3 separate regions of the Homo sapiens genome follow, and regions 1 and 2 are each linked to region 3. The links are chromatin contacts, found by Hi-C or POLR2A ChIA-PET in ENCODE. All regions are on one chromosome and are shown on one strand. The core of a region is the stretch at or near the end of the contact, and the rest is flanking DNA. Distances in the headings are between cores, read along the strand shown. Region 1 holds the start of WBP4 (WW domain binding protein 4). Region 2 overlaps ELF1 (E74 like ETS transcription factor 1). Region 3 overlaps FOXO1 (forkhead box O1).

Region 1 (4,872 bases), core at 1,190-3,689, 470 kb before region 3:
AGTAAGAAATTCCTCACAAGCTCTGCAAAATAAGTTCTGTCAATCAAATCTTACATGATGCATTAACTGAGCTATTTTAAAATACTACCATGAATTCATCTTTAAAGTGTGACTTTGTAAAGCAGATAATCCTCCTGTTTTTCATACATTGCGTTTCCTAAAGTTGATTACACTACACAAAGAATACAATATTAAAGGACCATTCAAAATTAAATTAATTTTGTTTCTAATTAAAGGTTAAATCAATGTGTATTACCAACTCAAGAAGATAAAGACAGACTACACTGGAAGGGATTACTTACTCTAGATAACTCACAAAATTCATTTTACAGCCTAGGTACCTCCAAGAAAGAGAGACTTTAAGTGACCTGTGTGGTTTTAAAAATTCATGGTATTTATTTATAAGGATAGCCTAGGTAAAATAGTGAAGAACTTTAGCAACTATCCAAAAAGACCAAAACATCAAAAAAAAATCCAAATCCTAAACACCTTGCAGGTAACAGGAAATAAATGTCTACAGAAGAAATCCACAGCATTGTTAAAATATGAGACTACTATTCTTTGTGCATCCAACTTTGCCAAGTAAAAACGGTATCAACATAAAATATATTTAACAGATACCCTAGTGTTTATGTGGTATGTACATAGTATTTTGACATGCAAGAGGGGAGAAAAATCAGCGGTGTGCTTTTTGCTTTACATCTTCAAAACTGGATCTCAACTATGAGACAGACTAACAACATACCTAACAGAGTTGTTACTTTGTTTCATGAGAAAGGAAATAATGGTGTTCTTTCAAATTTAAGCATCTAAAGATACACAGCTCTGCATTAAATACACTTGATTATTTCTAGACCACAAAATATACAAGAAAAACTAAACATGTTGCTTTTATTTTTTAAGGGCTTTCCACAATTCTTTGGGTATGACAGTATTATGAACACCACCATTATAATATAGGTGCTTCATAACATGAATGATATGACCAACTCATTGCCCATTTCCCAAAAGGCCACAGAGAAATAATTTAATATATAATCAAAGTCAGGTTGATGAAAAGGAAGAAGGCTCACAGCTTTCATAGGGGACTGAGAAGACAGAAATCTTCTGATGTTTTGAAAATGCAAGAGCAATGTACATAAAAGTGCTTTGTAAACTGAGTTTACATCAAAAAGGAGCACTTCATTCAACACAATTATTATTAGAATCTCTAACAGCGGAATTATCATACAGGCCTATTGTCTGCTATCCAGCACTTGCAGTAATCACAGAATTTCTTTGGCTGTGACTTCCAGTAGTCCGCCCTGAAAAAGAGAGACAACAAGGCTAAGCTCATGTAAAACTTAAAAAAGGTTAAATTCTGCATGCTTTACAGTTTTTAAAGTTTGAAATATATGCCCCTGCTACTGAATCTTGTCTTGTTATGTATAGTCGTTTTATTATTTATCTGGTTGGAGCACAGTCAATTGAAATTCTGTTGCCAGCGGAGTAGAAAAAGTCTGTATCTGATTCATTACAAAACTCCCTTCAATAAAATGGCTTTCAAAAATTCCTCACTTGTTATCGTCATCGTTATGAAAAACTAAGGAACATCTTAGAAGAACATTTATCCTTTCTGGCTTTGGGGGAGGTTGCTGTAATGGAAACCTGAAGAAACTCATAAAGTTTGCCTTAAATCAAGTTATTCCCACCAAGAGAACAACGTACAAGACTACTCTGGGGAAAACTGTAGTTCCTCCCAGACTCTCAGTTAAAACAAACTGTTCTTGAGCCTCAAGGCAAGAGAGAACTGGAAAAGCCATGGGACTTCGTAGACGGCCGACAAAAAAAAAAAAAAAAAAAAAAAAAAAACCATTACGCTATCCAGGGCTGGCCGCTTCCAGTGGGCGGGGGAGGCCGCAGCCCAGCCCTAGTTTCACAATACCCTAGGGTTCAGGGGCTTCGGAAACCCAAGGGGTGCATGCGACCCCCGACAGCGTCGTAGAGAGAGCACTGCGTCGCTTCACCCGCGGCCGTCCAACCAGCCCCCTGAACCGGCCGCCGGCCTCCCCCTAGAGCCCGTGCCCCATACCCCAGGGCGTTCAGCGGGGTAACATTTCTACCCCGCCCTGAGAACCGGCCCTGCAGGTCTGGGGCCGGTCCCGAGCGAGTTAAGAACGCGTCTGTCACGCCCCCGGCCGAAGGGCGGGAGGAGAGGAGGGGAAGACCCGGGCGAGAAAGGGCGGCCCAGAGAAACAACACCTCGTTGTTCAGGGCCTGAGACCCAACTCACATGACTGCGCCAGCCGCTCTGCAAGTCGTCCAGGGTTCCACTCAGACTCGCGCTTTCCCAGCGGGACGAGTCGAGCTCTTCCAGCCGCCCGATGCCCACCCGAACCTCCCTCCGATCCAGACACCTTACTCAGTCCCCGGGACCAGCGTTCCGCTGTTCCCAACTACGGGTGCCCAGACGATCCAATCCGCGTTCGAAATCGCCTCCTCTCCCCTCCCCCTACAGGGGCGGTACTCCCGGCTCCAAAGAGGTGGGGTCGGTATAAAGGGGTTGAGGTCACCGGGAAGGGGTAAAAGCGCGACGGGACCTGAGCTGAAGGACGGGATCTCAAGCCTCAAGTCCCTGCGCCATCCCGCCGTCTCTGTGTCCTCCCCTGGGGCCCAAAACCTCCATCCTCCTTCTAGGCTCGCTGGCTCAAGGCCAAGGAGCTCAGCGCGCCGCCTCCGCCCGGAACGCAAACAGCTGTTCCCAGAGACGTCTCCGCTCTCAACTTTGCCAACTACTCCGCACGCACTTTGACCAGCGGAGCAACCGGGACCTGTGGGTCGGGGTCCTCTGGCGGAGTTAAAAAAAAAAGAGGTGAAACTGCGGGACCGGCGCTGCGAGTCGCTAGGCTTCGCCTCAAACTTTGCTGTTGCAGCGGAGCGGCCCCGCCCCTCCTCTCCCCTACGACGCCCACGCGCTCGGATGGGGCTTGTTCCCTAGCTCGGGAGCGTGTGGGCAGCAGCAGCGGCGGCGGCGGCGGCGGCGGCGGCGGCGGCAGCAGCAGCTTCAGTAGCGCAGAGGCGGCGGTGGCGAGAGGTGCGGCGAAGGAGGCAGAGGCACTTATGCTTGTCAGGTGGGTCACGGCAGTTTCTCATAGCACTTCCCATATGGTCTAGCGGTTAGGATTCCTGGTTTTCACCCAGGTGGCCCGGGTTCGACTCCCGGTATGGGAACGCTTCCTTATTTTTCTTTTTTTTTGCAACTATCGGTTTGGAGGGCTGACTTTTTAAATCTTGTGTTCTGGCTCCTTTCTTGTCCCCGTCTGGGTGAGTTTGTAGAAAATAAGCATTACTGTAGTTAGTGGCGCCAGGAGCTGGGCTGCGGCTTTTGGAGCCTCGAGTGCCACGCCGTGCCTGCTGGAGAAGCGAATGCGCTTCCGATCCTTCTCCCTCCCGCCTCCGGCTCACGGGGCTGGTGGGCCCTGAGGGAGTTTCACTTTCCCCTGGGCTGCTCCCCCGCCCCTCCGGCCCGTAGTTTTCCAGACGCCCGGGAGGTGATGATTAACTCCGGCCTTGCGTTATCTCCTCCCAGCGCCCCCGTCCGGCCCACACCCTCTTCAGCCGCTCTTGCGACTCTTCCTATGCAGGACGGGCTGACCCCCCTGCCCTGGGCGCCCCAGAGCCCGCGCCCGGACCAGTAGCTCTAGTGGTTCTCTGGCCGCAGGGTATTTACGAGGCCCCACGGAACACAGTGTGCCTTCCGCGCCCTCCCGGGGGGACGCGCTTTCCCGGCCGCGCAGCCGCCCGGCGCCCCTTTCCGCCGCGTGTGCGCTCGCGTCTCCACCCGCGGCGCCTGAGCAAGCGCGAGGCCGGCCTGCGAGGTCTTCCCAACTTGACTTAAGGGGCGCTGGTCGCAGTCACGGAAAGTACCCTCGAAAAAAGGCCTTTGGGAACGAGAATCTTTTTTCTTTCCCTTTAAAAATACACACCACGAGCTATGGAGGAGAAAAATACCACTCTGATGAGATGGCTTTAAATAAGTATATCGACTTTCCAAAGGGTCTAACATTTTGAGCGCGGTTGATTTAAAGAAAAAAATTGATTAAAACAACGGCAAAACATCCTGGGGTGGAGGTGGGGCTTGGGAAAGAGAAAATTGGCTGGAGACTGGGGAGGGGACGTTAAAACAAAGTTTCACTGTATTTTTAAATATAGAAGCCCTGTGTTTATTACAAAGAAGGGACAGCTGTGTCAGCAGCATGTGAGCTGTAAATGAAACAAAAGCGTTATCTTAAATGCAAGCTGAAATTAGAAAATAGGGTCGGCTATAATGTTTATTGGGCCTCTGGGAACAAACGAAGAAGGAAAAAGTGACTCTTGTAGATGGGTTTCTGGTCAGTGCCATTACTGAAAGCAGATGTTTTGGTTGTTAGTATGTGTGTTCCCAGACTATTTTGTAGCTTTAACTGCACAGTAAATTTGTTAATGTGATCTGCGTGATTAAGGATTAATTAGGCTTACCTTGTTAAAAAGAAAGAAAAAGCCTAAGTATTTTAAATCGTCTTCATTAATTCAAATATTTGTGTGTTTGCTACACACCAAGCACCACCACATGCTTTTGAAGTTACTGATGTTTGTATTCTTTATGTTAGCTAGTGGATAGAATACTGAATGGAATAATATTTTGGTCTTTGTGATTAGCTGTGTGATGAGACTTTTCACCTTCTCTGTTCTCTGGCTTTAGAGCCATACATTTTTGATAACACGTATCACTCACAAATTTTAAATAGAGTTACAAGAATTGTTGAGCGATTCCTGAATAGATAATGAAAGTGGAATTTTCATTTAAATAAGTAATAGTGTGTCATTATTAAGAAGCAGTTACTAAAGAATTAC
Region 2 (4,614 bases), core at 2,064-4,563, 380 kb before region 3:
TTTTACATGATTTCTGCATTTGCCCTATTCTACTTTATTTTGTGGCATATGCAAAATAAAAACAAGAACTTTTAGAACAAAATTCCATTGTTCTGTTGGAAAGGAGCTACTGGGAAGCCCAGCTATCTGTAATCTCCTCCCTCCCCTTTCCTACCTCAACACACACATTCGGAAATAATGTATTATTTAAAGACTTAGGTGGGAGATGATTTTTTAAACAGTGATTGATTAGTGTGTGTTCAGTCCACTGCCCACAACTTTGACATAACATTTAATCATGAAAACTGATGTTTGTCAATCAAGAGTCTGTGTGATATGGCATTAAAAAAACATCAATTTGGGAGCCTGGCTCTAGCTGTGTAACTTTAGACAAGTTTTTACATATCATTGAGCTTTATTTCTTTCACAAAAATAACAGAATTACCTCCCAAGGTTATGAGCATTAAATGCTTATGCAATGCATTTACCTATAGCATGGTACATGGAACAGTCCTCATATTAATGACCTGAGATAAATCAAGAAAAAGCTTTAATAGCTCTTGTCTTACACTGGATAATCTCTATTATCCAACTGGGTAAGTGAGGTGATGAAAGTGATTTTTGTGACTTGCATACCAGTTATACAAATTCATTCAGATCGTTTTGTTTTGTTCTGTTGTCACATTTTTCCTTTGATAATCCAGAATGGCTGTCTTGATTCTAGAATAAGCCAATAAACTTGTGACTCAGGATTTTAAAAATCTGGTGGACTTATGCCGTAAGGGAGCATTTTCCTTTAACATTTGTTTCGACATAGTTTGCCCTGGCGTTGTTCAGTTTTTTTGGAGTACCACTAATTTCTCCCATACCTATGAGCAGGTAGTATGAATTTTCCATTCTGGGAGAGACTCTATTGTAGCTAAACTGCCTGTATTCAAGGATGCCTTACCTCATTTTATTCTTTGCTGTGTACATATTGTATAAGATTCTTGTCAAAGTCCATCTTTTCATAGCAGAAATTGCCCTTTATGATTTTTTAAAATTCTTTGAGTTATATGGAATCTGCATGTTTAAAACACTTACCTGTCTGGTAGTGACTACTCTGATATTTATTAATCTACTTAGTTTGTAAGTAAAGTAAACATTTACATCTGGTTAAAATTTACTATACCCCCCCCCAAAAAAAAACTACCTGTTTGTTTACCTCATAACTGATTCTGTTTACATATACCCACACATACACAACCCACCAATACTATTAAGCTTTTAATGTGGACATTCCAATAAGAAAACAGATCATTCTCATTGACTCTTACTTTTTGAGATGTATGGCCAAATTGTAATTTATCCTGGCTACAAAAAGAAGAATCTAGGCAAAGACTAAAGAAAGCCAATTGTCATGACACAGTTACACTAGGATTAGACTTTGTTAAAAAATAACTCCACAAGGATTTGCAATGGAATTTCAAACATTATCTTGGGGAATTCTGGAGAAAAGACCATTTTACTTAGACCTTTATGTTTTTGATGGTGCTGTGCAAGAGAGAAGCCAGGATTTTTTCAGAAACACTCAAATACTGGCCAGACGCAGTGGCGCATGCCTGCAATCACAACACTCTGGGAAGCCAAGGCAGAAAGATCGCTTGAGCCCAGGAGTTTGAGACTAGCCTGGGCAACATAGGGAGACCCCGTTTCTATTAAAAAAATAGCTGGGTGTTGTGGTGCCTGCCTGTGGTCCCATCTACTCAGGAGGCTGAGTTGGGAAGATCACTTGAGCCTGGGAGGTGGGGGCTGCAGTGAGTTGTGATCTTGCCACTGCACTGTAGCCTGGGTGACAGAGTAAGACCCTGTCTCAAAAAAAAAGAAAAAGAAAACAAACTTGTTTCAGCTGTAGGTCTAATACAGTGATCATTTAGAAGATAACTATCAATCTATATATAATATACATTTTTTATCCAAGCGTTAATTGAAATGAGACTTTCATTATGACTTAGTAATAAATTCTAAGTAGTTTATCTATAGGATCCTGTACTGGTAGTGGTTAAACTTGTGGACTCTAGAGTCAGATTGCTTGGGTTCAGATTTCAGCTTTTTCTGGCTGGGTGACTAGTATGTGTCAATAATATATAGCCTAGTGTTGTGGGGATTGAGTGGATAAAGCCATATGACGTCCTTAACATAGTAGCTGCTTCCGTCATCACTACATTAGGGGTACCACTGTATTCTATTTTATAGTTTATTATATTGAAAGACTCCCAAAGACAGAGACTAGAGAACACTTTTTACACAGCGCTGTAGTGAGTTTTTTTAGTTGAAAGTACATTGACCAGACACTTGAATCCTTTTTTCCCCTTAATTAAACCACATGTTTATCTATGTGACATTTATAGCAGGTACATAATCCATAAAAATGAGGATATTAGAGAACAAACGCCATTGGGAAGTGTAAGGAGGCTAATAGAGACAAGTATGTTTTCTTGGCACGGAGGTTAACATCCAAACATACTTGGCACGAAGATTAACATCCAAAGCAGCATCTTTGCATGTTAACCTCCATGCCAAGAAAACATTACTTGCCTTAGTCTTGAATACAATGTAAAGATAACACTGCCTAACATCTTGTACAGCTCTTTGTAGTTTACAGTCTTTTCTGTATACACTTGGATTCTTACAAGTCACTGTATGATAGAGATCGTATTTTTCCCGTTTTCTATAGTATAATGTTATCTTGAATTTATTACTAAGTGACTAGGAGACCTGTATTAGAATCTTTCACCTGTGATAGATTTGTAGGGCAAGCTTACAAAGGCATCCAGAGTAATTACTGTTCAAAGTAACCTAGCTGAATTACTAAATAAGTCTAGATTCCAGTTCTGATTTAGTAACACTCTTTTAGAGTATCAACTAGAGGATAATTTGTCTTTTAGCTGTTCGTTAATTTCCTCATTAATCTTGACGACACTTGATTTGTTTGTTTATATTTTAAGGGATGATGGGATAATGCAGAACAGTATAAGGATTTGCTATATCATTTGAGCTAATGCATTGAAATATTTTAAGTTTTTGGAATGGTAATAATGTAGATTTTTTTTTCTTTGAAAATGTGCCAGTAACAATGAAAGAAACTGAGGAAATTGCCAGGGAACAATCCCCACATGCACAAAACCTGTAGGCCCAGATAGTTTCGTGAGTGAGTGATTTTCAACTTTACCAGCCCGGGCAACATAGTAAGACTCTATCTCTACAAAAAATTTAAAAATTAGCATGATGTGGCAGCCTGTACCTCTGATCTCAGCTGCTTGGGAAGCGGAAGTGGGAGGATCTCAAGCCTAGGAGGTAGAGGCTACAGTGAGCCATGATTGTGCCACTGCACTCTAGCCTGGAGTCTCACTGACAGAGACCCTGTCTTAAAAATTTAATGAACTAATTTAAACAGTTTCGGTTCAGAGAGAGTTTCCTAATTCAGTTTTACAAAACTGACATAACACTGATACCAAAACCTGGCAGAATTTGCATACACACATATAAACACTAGGCTAATCTAAAAATTTATGTGCTGTTTAATAATTAATGAACACTTATTGTCTCTTACCCTTGCCAGGCCCTGCACGTGATATGCATTTTATATTTTCATCTTTAAAAGCCTGTATGGTGTGACAACTCTTGTTATCCCCATTTTACAAGTAAGGAAAACATGTATAATGAGGAATCTCAAAGAGGTTGAAGGAATGCATGTTACCCAGAAACACACAACTGTAAAGTGCCACTTGTATTGAAATTGACTGACCTGAGAGAGCCCAAACTCTTAACCATTATGCTAGGGTATAAGAGAGAAAAAGAACCATAAAGGAAAAAGAGAATATGGAAGACTATTAAGTAAATTGTCTTTTATACTGATTATATCTAGGATTAGTGCGATTTTTTACTTTTTCCCAAATACATTTATGTATAACATTTTTAAGAACTAGACTCATGTACTACACCTGTAGTCAGTAAAACTATGATGTTCTTATAATTTAGACCAATGTGTTGAGCAGTGGGTACTACAACTACATAAACTTTTCTGCCTGGTTGCTAAAACTGCTTTTTATTTTATAATAAGGAATAGGTCCCTGGGCGCAATGGCTCATGTCTGTAATCCCAGCACTTTGGGAGGCTGAGGCAGATGGACTGCTTAAGCCCAGGAGTTTGAGACCAGCCTGGGCAACATGACAAAACCCCATCTCTACAAAAAACACAAAAATTAGCTGGGTGTGGTGGCACATGCCTGTTCTCCCAGCTATTCATGTCGCTGAGGTGGAAAGATTGCTTGAGCCCCAGAGGTCAAGGCTGCAATGAGCTGTGATTGTGCCACTGTACTACAGCCTGGGCAACGGAGCAAGACCCTGTCTAAAAAAAAAAAAAAAAAGAATATAGAAAGTGTTTACAGGGAGCTTGAGTTAATCAACAGAAATATTTGGAGCTGTTTTAGTGGCATATTTTTTTAAAGTATGTGGAGAATTTGGCTATGAAGAATTCTTCACAGAAAACTTTGTACTGGGCTTTGGAAATCTATTGTACAATCCTAGCTTGCTTTGTGTAATACATCAATTCCTGAAATCATTTAAAATACACTTTGGAATTTAGAAATAGTAG
Region 3 (5,155 bases), core at 860-3,359:
TGAGACCCTGTCTCTACTAAGAATGCAAAAATTAGCCTGGCGTGGTGGCACACAGCTGTAAAAATATCTCAGCTACTCAGGAGGCTGAGGTATGAGAATTGCTTGGACCTGGGAGGTGGAGGTTGCAGTGAGCCAAGATCGAGCCACCTCACTCTAGCCTGGGCGATAGAGTGAGACTCTGTCTCAAAAAATATATATATTTTTAGTAGTTTTTGCTATAGTTTTATGAAAGTAACAAGACTAGTAAAATTATAAAACAATTGGCCTTTATGGTCTAAAGCGTTCTTATTTATAGCCACCCAGAATGTATCATCTGCTAGTCTCCACTCTGCTGTCTGTCCTTTCCATCATCCCTCTTGGGCGCCCTACCTGGCTGGCCTGCCCAGTAAGTATGGCACCAGGTTTCCTGTTCTGGGCCTCTGGCTGCTTTGTACTTCTCCATTCCTGGAGGTCTCTGGACCTTCAGCTGCTCAAAATTCAATTGCACCAACTTTGACTGAAGTGCACTGCTGATGATCCTTCTCTTTGTGAGCCTTGCCTCTTCCCTATGAGCTACTTTCTGCCTAGACCTCCTCATGGTGCCGTGTCCAGAACGTGGGAGCCACCCGGCTAGGAAACTCAACACTGCTGCCCTCCTAGCAGTAGCAGCAAGCTACAGCTTGCCCCCTTTCAAGGTGTTTGACCCTGTTGGATTTCTCATTGCTCCCCTTCTTGCTTTGTATTTTTTTTGGCAGGAAGAGTCTCTTTTATTTCTGAGCTGATTTGCAGATCAGAAACGATGGACCTCTGTTGAACTCTGAAGCAGTCCTCCCTCTCCACTTGGGACTGCTAGTCCTCTTGCCTTTGGTATAAAGGGGTCCTCCATCTGTCCCCAGGCCCCATCCTCCGAGAGGCCTTCCAGAACCTGAGCATTGTGTTTTTCTTTTTCAATACTTTAGTACCTTAGAAACCAGAAAGTGATAAATGAGGAGAGTAGGTATGAAGTAGAAGAGGATTTTGATGGCCAGCTCGTAAAGTGTAGCGTTAAGTGAAACATTGTGATGTGAACAATTTGGTATTTTTGAAAGTCCTAATGCTACTTGTACCAGGTGAAATGTTTAAATCTCTCTCAAGCCCCTAGCATTTTGATATTCTTAAAAAAGAAAAAAAAAGCCACACAGAAGGCATTAGTCCAGCGTGGTATGTTATTGAAACTGGAACGATATTGCAGCATATCTCCACATCTCCCGTTGACGGCAAAGCTGAGCCAGTGAAACAGGTGTGAGCCTTTGAGACTGCTGGGATAACCCATGCTGTGGAGATGGAAAACTAAACTTTTGAGTGAGTTTTCTGGTTTATTGGGATTCATCCTTGGTATATCAGCAGTTGTGGTTTCAAGGTTCCATATTTTAGTTCTTGTTCCACTTGATGGAACACTTGACATCTATCCTCTTCTGTAACTCCGCAAGAGGGGCATTTGGTTAATGGTCATTTTGGAAAGAAAGCTATTTTGGGGACAGTAATTGCCTGGAGTCTTTATGTAAGAAGAGACCGAAGAGTCTTAGCAAGGAGAAGGTTTCTGTTTGCGGCATTTGGCCCATAGTATAGTACACATTCCTGTTGTGTTGTTTTGTTTGCATCATTGGGCTTAGATGTTATTAGATATTACTAGTCTAATCCAATTCCTTGTTCTTGGAGAATAGGTTTCTTGTTTATCTGAATGGCTTTTCTTTGCGTCACTATGCCAGAATAGTCATTCTTGGACAGAAATGATGGTTTTAAAATCTCTCTTACATTTTAAGACCTGCTCTAGGGGTTGTAAAATAGTACTGCTGTTATTGGGAGGAGTTGGGTAGGGGCCACAGCAGCAGGGAGAGAGAGGCTCCCATCGTACAAACTTGCAGACTTTTATTAAAACGTATTTATTGATTGCAAATTATGTCAACAGAGTGAGGCTTTGGTAACTCTTCAAGTTACTAGTGTTTCCTTCTTTGCATAGTTGTTTCCCATCACCCTTTAAACATCTGCTGCTTCTGGTCTTGTCCAGTCATGCTTGAGTGATCAGCCCCAGAAGTCTGACAGCTCTTCCTGTCTTGACTCAGGACAGTCCAGGACAGCTGAGCTCCCTGCACTGAAACAATGGGACTCCTGAAAACTGCTCTGCTGTTGACATGAGAAGCACATTTCCTCTTTCTTAACTTCCAGAAAGTTACTGTGGTGGCTTTGAAATTTGTTCTGAAACAATAAGCTCAAAGGATTCTGTTAATCTATTCTGATTAATTTAGGAGGCAGCAGCATTCATTATTTGACTTATGTTAGTGGTTAATTAACCAAAGTAGAACATGTTCACTTTTTATAAATTAAATGCTGATAGAGTAACAAAGACGAAATATTTTACAACACAGATCCTTGAATTTGACTCTGAAATATTCTGTTATTTTGCAGCAGTTTCCGGTTTTAGTGACACTTACATACTGTTTCTATTATTAGCAAGTTTTGAATTTAAGTAACTTGAAATGGATATGAAAGTTGTTTCTATAAATAATACAGACTGTACTCATGTGAGAGTTTTTTTTCTTTAATTTCATTGTTGGCCTTGATTGGGGAGAAGATTTATATTTTATGCCAGTCTTTTCTTGTTTAGAATTGGCAAGAATTGGATTGAGTTGTATTAAACTGTTTATGTGAATAGATAGTTACTTTTGAGATGTCTTTGAATGTAGAATATTCTTGCAGCCATTTCTTGATGGTCTGCCTTGACTGTCTTATGGACAGTTGGCATCAGTGACACTTTCATTTATTTACTTATTTATTTTTTTTTAGACAGAGTCTCGCTCTGTCGCCCAGGCTGGAATGCAGTCGTTCGATCTCAGGCTCACTGCAACCTCTGCCTGCTGGATTCAAGTGATTCTTGTGCCTCAGCCTCCAAAGTAGCCGGGATTACAGGCATGCACCACTATGCCTGGCTAATTTTTGCATTTTTAATAGAGATGGGGTTTTACCATGTTGGCCAGGCTGGTCTTGAACTCCTGACTTCCAGCAATCTGCCCACCTCGGCCTCCCAAAGTGCTGGGATTACAGGAGTGAGTCATCACTCCTGGTCAATCAGTGACACTTTTAAATCACTTGTGTCCTTGACTCTTTTTATGTTGTCTTTATGAGGGACAGGCCCTTTATTCTACCAAGGAGACCTCCATAGTTGCTCATTCTGAATTCTTTCAGGAAGATTTGGTTGAGGGTTGTTCATTAGGCTGGGGCCTCTGCCGGGGTGGGTTGAGATTAGATGGATAACAGGAAAATAATCATAGTGCTTCCCAGCCCCTGTAAGTGAGGGGTCTTCTTAGGATAACTTTTTGGCTTGGAGTAAATGTCCCCCCCAAAATCTTAAACTCAGTTTAAGGGTGAAAACTTAAATATAATTTGTTCCTGGACTTTGGGATTCTGTGAACATTTGTTTGCTTCTGTTAGTGATGGTTATGGAGGGTTTAACCGCCCACATTTTCACTACCTTTTTAGCCCAATAAATGGAAAAAGAAAAGGTAGGCAGGGAATTTTGTTCCACTTAAAACATCAGTTGGCCTGTTCGGATTCAGGTGACTCAAGGTTTGGTAATGAAGCTAGAGAAGTCTTGTGCAGATACACTCAAACTTCCTGACTGTGCAGTTCAGGGAATTGTAAGTAGAGCCTGAGCAAGGAACACCTTGATTGTTGGAGAGGAAAGGTGGAAGATGAGCACTCCCTAATCCTCCTCTACTCAGTTTCTTTAGGGTTAAATGGGCATTTATTTAAATGTAGGATTCTGCTTGCCTGAACTCCCAAGGTTCTGTTAATTGAATTGAATCCTTTCTATCCTGGGCTTCCTCCCGCACCATAGCAGATGTGAGGATATGGAGCATAATGCAGTAGTGCTCTGTACTCTGTGTTATGCAATTTGAAAAGTGCCGTTCTAGCCCGAAAATGTTAGTGCATTGACTCTCTTTCACATGAAAGGCCTTAAAGTTTACCCCTGGAAGTCAACCTAGGGTGGCACAGAGGCAGAGACCCATTACCACCATCAACCCTCTGGCCCTTTTAAAAGGTGGGGAGAGGCTACTGTGAACACTGAAGACAGCACTTTAGTTGGATGGACTTCATAATTAATGTCTCATTAAGTGAAGACTTCCGTTTCATTTGGCTTTCCAGACCATTCGGTAGAAATGCAGAGGAATGGAGGGAGAACAGTGCATCTCAGTTGGCAGGCAGGAAGAGCAGATGTGGAAGAAGCAACAAAGATTTTCTCCAAGCACTTGAGCCGTGCTTTAGGTATAGATGGACTGTCTTTGGGGCCATCCTAGTAATCAACATGGTTAATGGCAGCTTCTCTCTCTGTCCTTGAGTCTTTTAGCAAAAATAAGTTTTTATTTGACTCCTCAAGCAAGGGTACCCAGCCTTGGAGAGGAGATGAAATTAAGATAAATCTTTATTTTTTCTTATTTGTATTTGAAGGGGAAGTTTAAAACTAGTCATGTAAATAGCTGTTTGGCTTATCTGGACTTTCCAGTCATTTTTGTTTTCCTTCCTTTCACGGATAATCAATCTTTCACTATCTGTTCGTATTTGCTTCTTATTGTGGTCTCCTGCTCCGCCCTGCCCACTCCCACTTTTTTTTTTTTTTTTTTTACTTTGTTCTGAGCCCTTCTCAGGCAGAGGAGGTCAGGCAGGTACACGTGCCTTTGGGAAGAAGGTGGTGGAAAAATATGGAATAATGAGCCCTTCTGACTTTGGATTCAGCAATTTAACATTGGTGCAGTAGGTGGAGTTATTCTTGGAGTCCCAGTTTGAAGATTGCTGTGCAGAAACCCATCTGTGCTGCTGGTTGCCAACATTTCTGGTACAAATATTGTCATTTGCTCTTGAGGCAATCTGCTATTTCAGTCCTAGATGCAGTTTTGTAATATGCTGGGTAAAATAGCAGACAAAAAATATCTTAAGTGGTGGTATAATCTTCAGTTTAAAAACACTTTAGCAATGTTTCCAGTAGAGGATTGTTCAACGTGTCTCCTTTCCTTGGCTGTAAACATAATCTAAATTCATTTTTCCTCGTTTGCCTGAGCCACGGTTCCCTTGTGCTGACTTTGCATGTCAGTAACTTCCGTACCCATCAGAGAGGAAAGACAGAGGGGCAGTCTTGTGCAGG

What was found. A loop is a pair of places that touch in the nucleus more often than their neighbours do. ChIA-PET counts read pairs that join two places held with the same protein, here RNA polymerase II (POLR2A). Pooled maps may share reads with other maps.
Region 1: a loop to region 3 is called in a pooled map, with 5 times the contacts of the local background. The contact joins the promoter of WBP4 here to the enhancer-like site in region 3. A Hi-C loop is called at or near these places in 4 of 50 pooled maps. POLR2A ChIA-PET finds 5 or more read pairs at or near these places in 2 of 52 experiments (Caco-2 and activated B cell).
Region 2: a loop to region 3 is called in a pooled map, with 9 times the contacts of the local background. The contact joins two enhancer-like sites. A Hi-C loop is called at or near these places in 1 of 37 single-sample maps with no recorded cell type and 2 of 50 pooled maps. POLR2A ChIA-PET finds 5 or more read pairs at or near these places in 1 of 52 experiments (activated B cell).

Annotation. Positions count from the first base shown.
Region 1 is chr13:41,059,076-41,063,947 of GRCh38, reverse strand. WBP4 (WW domain binding protein 4) reads right to left here and starts at 2,439. Exons shown (of 10, transcript NM_007187.5): 1 at 2,273-2,439; 2 at 1,232-1,304. The coding sequence starts at 2,274. It overlaps TRE-TTC1-2 (tRNA-Glu (anticodon TTC) 1-2), which reads left to right and starts at 3,139; the gene lies at 3,139-3,210. It also overlaps a transcript of ELF1 not described here. RefSeq lists a silencer at 3,645-3,824.
Region 2 is chr13:40,968,495-40,973,108 of GRCh38, reverse strand. The region is part of intron 2 of ELF1 (E74 like ETS transcription factor 1); the gene reads left to right. Among named protein-coding and RNA genes, the nearest start is that of ELF1, 49 kb to the left of the region's middle. Within about 2 kb of position 3,313, at least 3 of the 41 ENCODE cell types and tissues checked have a DNase peak (open chromatin) inside an H3K27ac peak, as active enhancers do.
Region 3 is chr13:40,586,750-40,591,904 of GRCh38, reverse strand. All of the region lies in intron 1 of FOXO1 (forkhead box O1), which reads left to right. Among named protein-coding and RNA genes, the nearest start is that of FOXO1, 77 kb to the left of the region's middle. RefSeq lists enhancers at 1,887-2,126, 2,137-2,196. Within about 2 kb of position 2,109, at least 20 of the 41 ENCODE cell types and tissues checked have a DNase peak (open chromatin) inside an H3K27ac peak, as active enhancers do.